3 separate regions of the Homo sapiens genome follow, and regions 1 and 3 are each linked to region 2. Evidence: chromatin loops called from intact Hi-C (ENCODE). Cell type or tissue: endothelial cell of umbilical vein. All regions are shown on one strand.

Region 1 (2,500 bases), 150 kb before region 2:
GCCTACTCTCTCATTCTTAAAGTGTGAAGAAGAGTCCTCTGTGCTCGAGCCAGGACCTTCTCCGCCTCTCACGAAGGGTTTCTTCAGGGCTGAATCTGCACGTGTGCAACCCACTACAGGAATGTGTCTAGTGAAATTATTGGTTTTACTTGATTTTACAAAACAAATGAACGTTTTTTTCATCCAGCGATAATTTGGGGCAATGAAACAAAAATTTCCAAACTTGGGGGACACAGAAGGGATATAGCTAAGCCATAGCAGCTTGACATATGCTTGTTAAACCATCAGGATTTGAGAGCAAAATTAAACCATTCTCTGGACCCAATTCACAAGGCAGCCCTAAGTACTTAGAGACACATGGCTAACAGGAACTGGACACACTAAATTAGCTCCCAGATGCACAGTCTAAAATATAGGCATACAATTTGAATACCAATTGTCCCTTTGCCAAACCTAGCAATATTAAGCATTATTGGGAAGATGGTCTCATTGCAATTCATCCTGCTTTTGCAATCTTCGCAGCCAGCAGAGACTTGATATATCTATATCTTTCCTCCTCTCCAGGAAAAACGTCATTTGCAAAGCTAAGCCCGTTGGCAGGGGCCTCTGGGGTTGCTCTATTATGGGCTGTGGGACACAAATTAATTCTTTCATTTCTATTCTGGACACAATTGCATGCATATGAATTCCACAGGTGCATGCTTTTTTATTAAAAAAAATAACAAGGGAAGTGGAGTTAGACCTTGGAACAATTTGTTCCATAGAACTGAGTGAATCATCTCCTATAATGAGCAGCGTTGGCCAGAACTGCAGCAAACATTGAACATTCCCGTTTATCAATTATTCAGGGGCCTTCTGCCTACCAAGGACATTCATTAATATGTGAAAAGCTGATTGGCTCTTTGCTCGGTTACTCAGCGTCCATCGGAAGGATATGGACTCACTTGCCATTCTTACTGAACAATTGTGTGCATTTCCATTAAAGATAAGAGGCTTCATTAAGGAGAATTTTCCCCAGAATGTCTCTCCCCATAACTGAGGACCCAATGCCACGTGATGTGGAGTCCTTTTGTGAGGACCAGGAAGCGGACGGGGTTGTGCTGTGTAAGCCTGCATCCCAGGAGCAGTTCTTGTCCAGTCAACAAGTCTTTGACTGGAGAGAAGCACGGCTCTCAACAAACAAGTTTTTGTTGACTCTATGCCAAGTCCTTGCTACCCAAAGAGTTGTCTGTGGCATGCACGTGGATGCTTGTTAGAAATGCAGAATCTCGCCTCTATCCCAAACCTACTGAACCAAAGTCTGCATTTTAATCCAAGTTTGAGAAGTACTTTAGAAAGCAACAGGGTACTGAACGCTGGAGATATAAAGCATCCTGGCCTCTGCTTTCCCAGAGCTGCGATGAAGGTTGGGAATGTGTTAAAAGAAAACTCCTTCCACGAGGGGCATGCTATGGTAGCTGTTTGTACCACGTGTTAGGTAACAGAAGAGACAGTGGTTGCCTTCACTGGGGTGACAGGAACTCTGGAAGGTGATAGTTTTCCAGGTGAAGAAGGGACAGTAGGTTTCCCTGCTTTACTGCTATCTCCCTATGGCCTTCGGTCAGGCCTGAACTGTGATGAGAGTCTCTGCCCCTGCTCTTTGGGATTCCTCAAATATCCTCCCTTCATTGTTCCCTGAATTATCTAGATCAATACAAACCAATCCCTCCTCTGCTTAAAACTTTTAATTGCTTACAGGGGAAAGTGCAGACTCCTTAGCTGGCGCACAAGCCTTTTGCACCTGGCACACATAGAGCTTTCTAGGGCTATCTCCTGCCATTCTCTAGCCTGTCTCCTTCTGCTCTGGTTCTCCAGAACTGCCCATGAATTCCCTCACATGCCTTTCTGGTTTGGGCACCTGACCTTTTCAGCAGCTGTTCCTTCTGCCTGGACTGCTTTTCCTCCACGTTCACTTGGTGAACTTCTCTTCATCCTTCAAAGCTCTGCTCTAGCATTACATCCTCAGTGAGGCCTTTCATGAATGACTCCTAAAGAAAGTTAATCATCTCCGACTTTGGTCTATTTCGGCACTTTGCATATCTATTACTTTATAGATCAGGTTCTATTATTTGCTTAGTGGGCGGTTTATCTGCAATGGTGGTTGTAAGTCTATTTATTGAAGGCAGGAAATATGTTGATTTGAATCCTCAGAATGGCACATAGAAAGCTTTAAGTATTGCTTTTTGAATGAACTATAATTTGAAAAAAAATGGAAAGCATGAAGGTGCTGCACATGTTGAGAGATGTGCAGTTCTTTTGATCTGGTTTCAGCACAAAATGAGTGAGGGGATGCAGATAAACACTGCAAAGGTAGCTAAAGCCTAAGTTGGGAAGGGCCTTAAGTGCTCCACTAAAGAGTTTGAACTCTCAGAAATCACTAATGTTATTTACAGCAGGGGGATGATGTTACAAGATCTTTGTTTGGATAATTGGCTGGAGACAGAGGAATGAGGGATGGGCA
Region 2 (2,500 bases):
GTTGAAGGTTGTTGGGGATTTGGGAGTTGACAGAGGGATGGAGGGCCATTTGCCCATTGCAATGCAGTTCACAGCCATCTGAGAGACATGGCTGGCTGGCTGCTCCGTGGTGTTGGAGTACAAGCCAGGCAACTGAACTTGTGTTTTGTTGCCATAACAGGGAAGAGCCATCCACTTCATGTCTTGTGATTGACGTGGCTGGGCAGAAGAGGCAGTCTTCGTTCTCTCTCCTTTACCCAAAAACTCACAACAAGGAAGAGGCTTTTAGTAACAGAGTCTAATTTTGGGGGATTCTCACCATTAAAATTCCTTCTTAACATGCATCCTTCCTCCTGTCTCAATATGAACTGATCTTCTCCAGCCCAGTGCTCAGTGGAAACAGCTGTCCCTAGCACGCAGAAATGTTCACTCACTGTGGGATTAGGCATTAACAATAGGATGGAAAATTAGAGGAGAGGAAAGGTTTCCATTCCATGTTTCTTTTCTTTTTTTCCTTATAAAAAAGTTACTGCCCTTCTCGGCTCTTTTGCTGTTGGCTGGACTTTTGGACTCGTGCTTCTTGGAGCCAGCTGGAGTTTTTCCAGAGATCTGCGCCTGTAGACTTAAGCCACTTTTCAGAAATATGCTTCCCAGATTCTGGGTAAGCACACAGGGGTTGATTTGGAGCCTATCCTTGTAGTGGCCAAACTCCATAACAGCAAAGAACCAGCTGCCGTCTTCGGGAAACCTGTCCAGGAAAAACAGCCATCCAGAATTTCCGGGACAAATTCTCTTTTGAGATGGGTGAAGCCGGCAGCTGCCTAAGTTATGAATCACCAGGTCATCTGAAACCTTGTCTGTAGCAGAAGGCTGAAGGCCAGAGGGCAGAGCTGTCAGAATAGGGATGAGATCTCCCTGCAGAGGGGTTCCACCACTGTTGTCAAACTGGCTCCATTTTCCCCTCACTTTCTTTGACGCTCCAGGAAGGAAGAAACCAGATGGGGGGCTTTGAGGGGCCCAGTGTTTGGGGTCAGAGTTTTCAGGCTGGCATGGAGGGGGTTAAGGCAGTGACCAGATAGCAGCCTTTTGGCAGCAAAGCCCTCCTCAGCAGAAGGAAGGATATAGCCGTATGAACTGCCTGCTTAACAATGCCTCACATGTCCCCAGGGGACCGCCTGCAAATAGATTTCATCTTGCTTTCTCTTGTACTTTTCAAAGCTTCCTGTTTTCTCACGGTCCTTTTGGACAGTTTACAGTCTCTCTCTCCCTCCCTCCCTCTCTCTCCCTTTGAGGAAAGGAACACCCTTCTTATTAAAAGAGAGAGAGGGAGAAGAATGTGCGGGAAGGGCAGTTTCACGGAGGCCATTCTCCTCAGCTGCAGGCCACAGCTCTCTGACCTCTTCTCTCTGAATAGGAAAACACAGGCTTCCTGGTGCATCTCATTTTTAAAGCTCACACCAGGCTGGCTGGGGCGAGGCGGTGTGCTGCTTCTGGCCCCAGCCCAGTGGCTGCCCACTGCTATCACCCTGTCTCTGGCCACAGCCGACTTCTCCATGGCTGTCAGCATGGCCACTGGGGTTCATGGCAAGTGCCTGAGGTGCCTCCAGGCTCTGGACCAGGGAGGAGAAGGGTGCCAGGAGGCCGGGACGAGGAGGCCCGGAGCACACAGGCATCCGTCAGCTGTTCAAAGGGCAGACTAAGGATGGGGGAGCCAAATAACTCGGCCCTCTCCCAGCCCTGAACCTTGGATGAAGCCTCTTTTTCCATCCTCATTTCCTAGACCTGGGGCAGGCACAACCGCTTGCATTTCTACTACACTCCAAGTAGCCTGGTGGGTATATTTACTAAGCAGATTCCTCATTTGGCTCTTCCTTTAATATTCCCCTCATCTTCAAAGAGCTTTCCATTTCTGGAATGTAAAAGAATCTACTATATACACCATAATGATAGTAAAAAGAGCTAATATTTATTGAGCTCTTACTATTTGCCAAGTCCTTCTTGTGAATTATCTCACTTGATCCTCACAACAACCTTCATAGGAAACAATGACTATTATCAACATTATACAGAAGAGAAAATGGAGCAAGCTCTCTGTCCTTCTGTGTCTACACCTCCTCTCACTACTCTGACATCTCAAAGCCTAATAACCCATGCAACCCACGTTTAAAGGGCACTTTAAAATATTTTTTTCCATTTTTTATTAAATTTTGAAGTCTACCTCCATCTTAAAAAGCGGGTGGATGGAGAAGCTGAGATTTCATGTCAAGACACACTGACGGTGTTCCTTGGAGTGACCGAGAGGTCAAGCGGGGGCACGCTGGTGGAGATGCGCACCTGCGCAATGAGATCAGAGTCCTCACCACTCCAGCGGCTTCCTGAACCAACATCCACTCCTATTTTCATCTCCACAGACCTTGGCAGAGATGATTCAGCAGGTCCTGCTTGGGCACACTCTTAGCTTCACATCACATGATTTAAGGAGACCTTGACTTCAATGGCTGCTTTTCTCTGGAGAAGAACC
Region 3 (2,500 bases), 150 kb before region 2:
TTTTCTATTTATATTCTACCTCAGTTTATTTGTAGACTGAACTGGATCGTAAACATGTGTGGGTGGCAGCCATCCTTGCATTCCTGGTGTTGATGAGCTCGATGCTATTCTAATAGTAGGTACTTAATAGTTATTTAAGTTTGTGAATAATTGGCCCTCAGATCTTGCACCTCTATCAGTTAAAATGAGAGAAGAGAGAAAGAGACCCCCCCATATTGTTCTATATTGTTTTATACTCAGTACCTGTTTTAAGAAGAAACAAGGAAGTGAAACCAAAAGCAGGCAGCCCGGCACCAGGCACCAGACCCAAAACCAGACCCAAAACCAGGCCTTGGCCTGCCTGACTTTACCTGATAGTTAAAATTCAACCCGTGACCTAGCAACCAATCTTATCCATAGATTCCAGACATTGTATGGAAGGACATTGTGAAACTTCCTGTTCTGTTCTGTTTCACTCTGACTACCAGTACATGAAGCCTCTGTCACATACCCCCTAGATTGCTCAATCAATCACAGCCCTTTCATGTAAAATCTTTAGTGTTGTGAAGGGACAGAAATTGTGCACTCGAGAAGCTTGGATTTTGAGACGTTAGTCTGCTGATGCTTCCAGCTGATTAAAGCCACTTCCTTCACTACCTCAGTGTCTGTGGGGTTTTGTCCACAGCTCATCCTGCTACAAAAATAAACCAGCCTTGCAAATAAGAACAGAAATCTGAACAATCTTCTTTCCTGATGATATGGTTTGGCTGTGTTCCCACCCAAATCTCATCTTGAATTGTAATCCCCATAATCCTCACGTGTCATGGGAGGGACCCCATGGGAGGTAACTGAATCATGGGGGTGGTTTCCCCCATGCTGTTCTCATGAAAGTGAGTGAGTTCTCATGAGATCTGATGGTTTTATAAGCATATGGCATTTCCCCTACTGGCACTCATTCTCTCTCCTGCTACCTTGTGAAGAGGTGCCTTCCACCATGATTGTAAGTTTCCTGAGGCTTCCCCAGTCATGTGGAACTGTGAGTCAATTAAACCTGTTTTCTTTATAAATTACCCAGTCTCAGGTATTTCTTCATAGCAGCATGAGAACAGACTAATACACCTGAGTCCCAGGGGTCTTTATCCCGCTACTTACTGGAAGAAAGGATCACTTTCAAATCTATTTTCTCATAGTAAAGTGGGAGTAATAACAGAACCTTCCACAGGATTTAATGAGGGCAGGCATATAAAACAGCACAATATCTAATGCTAGCTGTTTTATCATCACTGTCATCATCATTTTTCAGATTGTTATTTCTAAGATGAAGCATATTTTCTCCAGGGATTCTGTGAGCAGGGTGGGCACCCTCTGACTCTCCCCTTTGAAAGAGAATCATAGAAACATGGATGACAGATAAGAAACCTAGCAACAGTCACGCTGATATTCTATCAGCTCCCTGGCAGCCATTTCTCCATGACTAAGCACTTGCATTCCTTAGCCTGTCTGCAAATCCAGTGATATCCACAGACACATATCTTTCCTTCTCCTGTTACTGAGGCCAAGCATTGCCATTTCCTTGAGATAAGTACTGCCTGTAGCCCTGCCGTGGGTGTGAAGGGATACTTTCATCTGGTTTCGGCTTGCTTTTAGGTCAAGACAATTTATCCTCAGGCTTCAGGCTCTGAGGAAATTATTGGCAGTTGTAAAGAAAAGATGTATTGGTATACCTGTGCTCTGTGACAGCCCCCACAATAAGCCCTGTGCTCCTTCTCACCCACAAAGTCCAAGGAGGCACGTGGTTAGCTAGGATGATTGACGGGTTTATGACCTGCCTTGCAAGAAAGCCTGTCACTGAATCACATTTTAATATTGTATCCTAGTCTTTTAAAATCAGGGGTTAATATAATAACAGACATTTAAAGAATGTTTATGTGTCTTCAATACAACCATCACAGAACACATTATTATTATTTGCTGGTGCTGATACTCTCAGTCCTAGTGCTAGTAACGATATTTTAAATTTGTAATGTGTTCATTACGTTACAAGTCACATTACAGATGGTGAAATGAGATGAGAAAGGTGAAGTGATGGTGTAGGTGGGGCTCAGGCCCAGTGCCATGGGTATCTGTGCTCCAGAACCTGCCCTCCCTTTGTACCACATTGGCTAATGTGCTGCGCTGGTATAGTGAATCACACAATAAAGTCCTCTAAGAATAAAGACCAGAAAAAAACACTTTCATTGCCTGCTTTCTTGTATCAGATAATGTTTTACTTTGGCTTCAGAGTGTCAGTGAGTTCAGAAGCAAATGCCAAGGTCAACAAACCATATCAGCCTAGGCTTCTGGAATTCAAATGTCCCCATCCATTTCTATTTCACTTGATTTTTAAATTTCCATTTTAATGGTTTTATTGTTTGTGCTTTTTATTTTACCACTTCAGTCATTTGGGAAGTAAAAAGGGAATACACATGCTAAGAAAGACAAATCCATCCGTCAGTTATTTCAGTTTGACTCAGTAGGAAAA

Evidence for each region. A loop is a pair of places that touch in the nucleus more often than their neighbours do. Peaks named below come from ENCODE experiments on the same cell type or tissue, not always from the same donor. Only the 100,000 strongest peaks of a DNase experiment are listed, where the experiment ranks them.
Region 1: a loop joins it to region 2, with 13 times the contacts of the local background. A loop is called at or near these places in 2 of 110 quality-filtered maps.
Region 3: it touches region 2 in a loop (5-fold over the local background); 3 of 110 quality-filtered maps call a loop at or near these places.

What each region holds. Positions count from the first base shown.
Region 1 is chr5:72,602,872-72,605,371 of GRCh38, reverse strand. The region is part of intron 7 of TNPO1-DT (TNPO1 divergent transcript); the gene reads left to right. Among named protein-coding and RNA genes, the nearest start is that of ZNF366, 97 kb to the right of the region's middle. In endothelial cell of umbilical vein, no CTCF peak of the experiment used is centred here; a DNase peak (open chromatin) is centred at 961; H3K27ac peaks cover 2,500 bases.
Region 2 is chr5:72,451,017-72,453,516 of GRCh38, reverse strand. All of the region lies in intron 3 of ZNF366 (zinc finger protein 366), which reads left to right. Among named protein-coding and RNA genes, the nearest start is that of ZNF366, 55 kb to the left of the region's middle. In endothelial cell of umbilical vein, no CTCF peak of the experiment used is centred here; DNase peaks (open chromatin) are centred at 796 and 1,266; H3K27ac peaks cover 2,500 bases.
Region 3 is chr5:72,596,796-72,599,295 of GRCh38, reverse strand. The region is part of intron 7 of TNPO1-DT (TNPO1 divergent transcript); the gene reads left to right. Among named protein-coding and RNA genes, the nearest start is that of ZNF366, 91 kb to the right of the region's middle. RefSeq lists an enhancer at 868-967. In endothelial cell of umbilical vein, no CTCF peak of the experiment used is centred here; DNase peaks (open chromatin) are centred at 1,525 and 2,175; H3K27ac peaks cover 2,500 bases.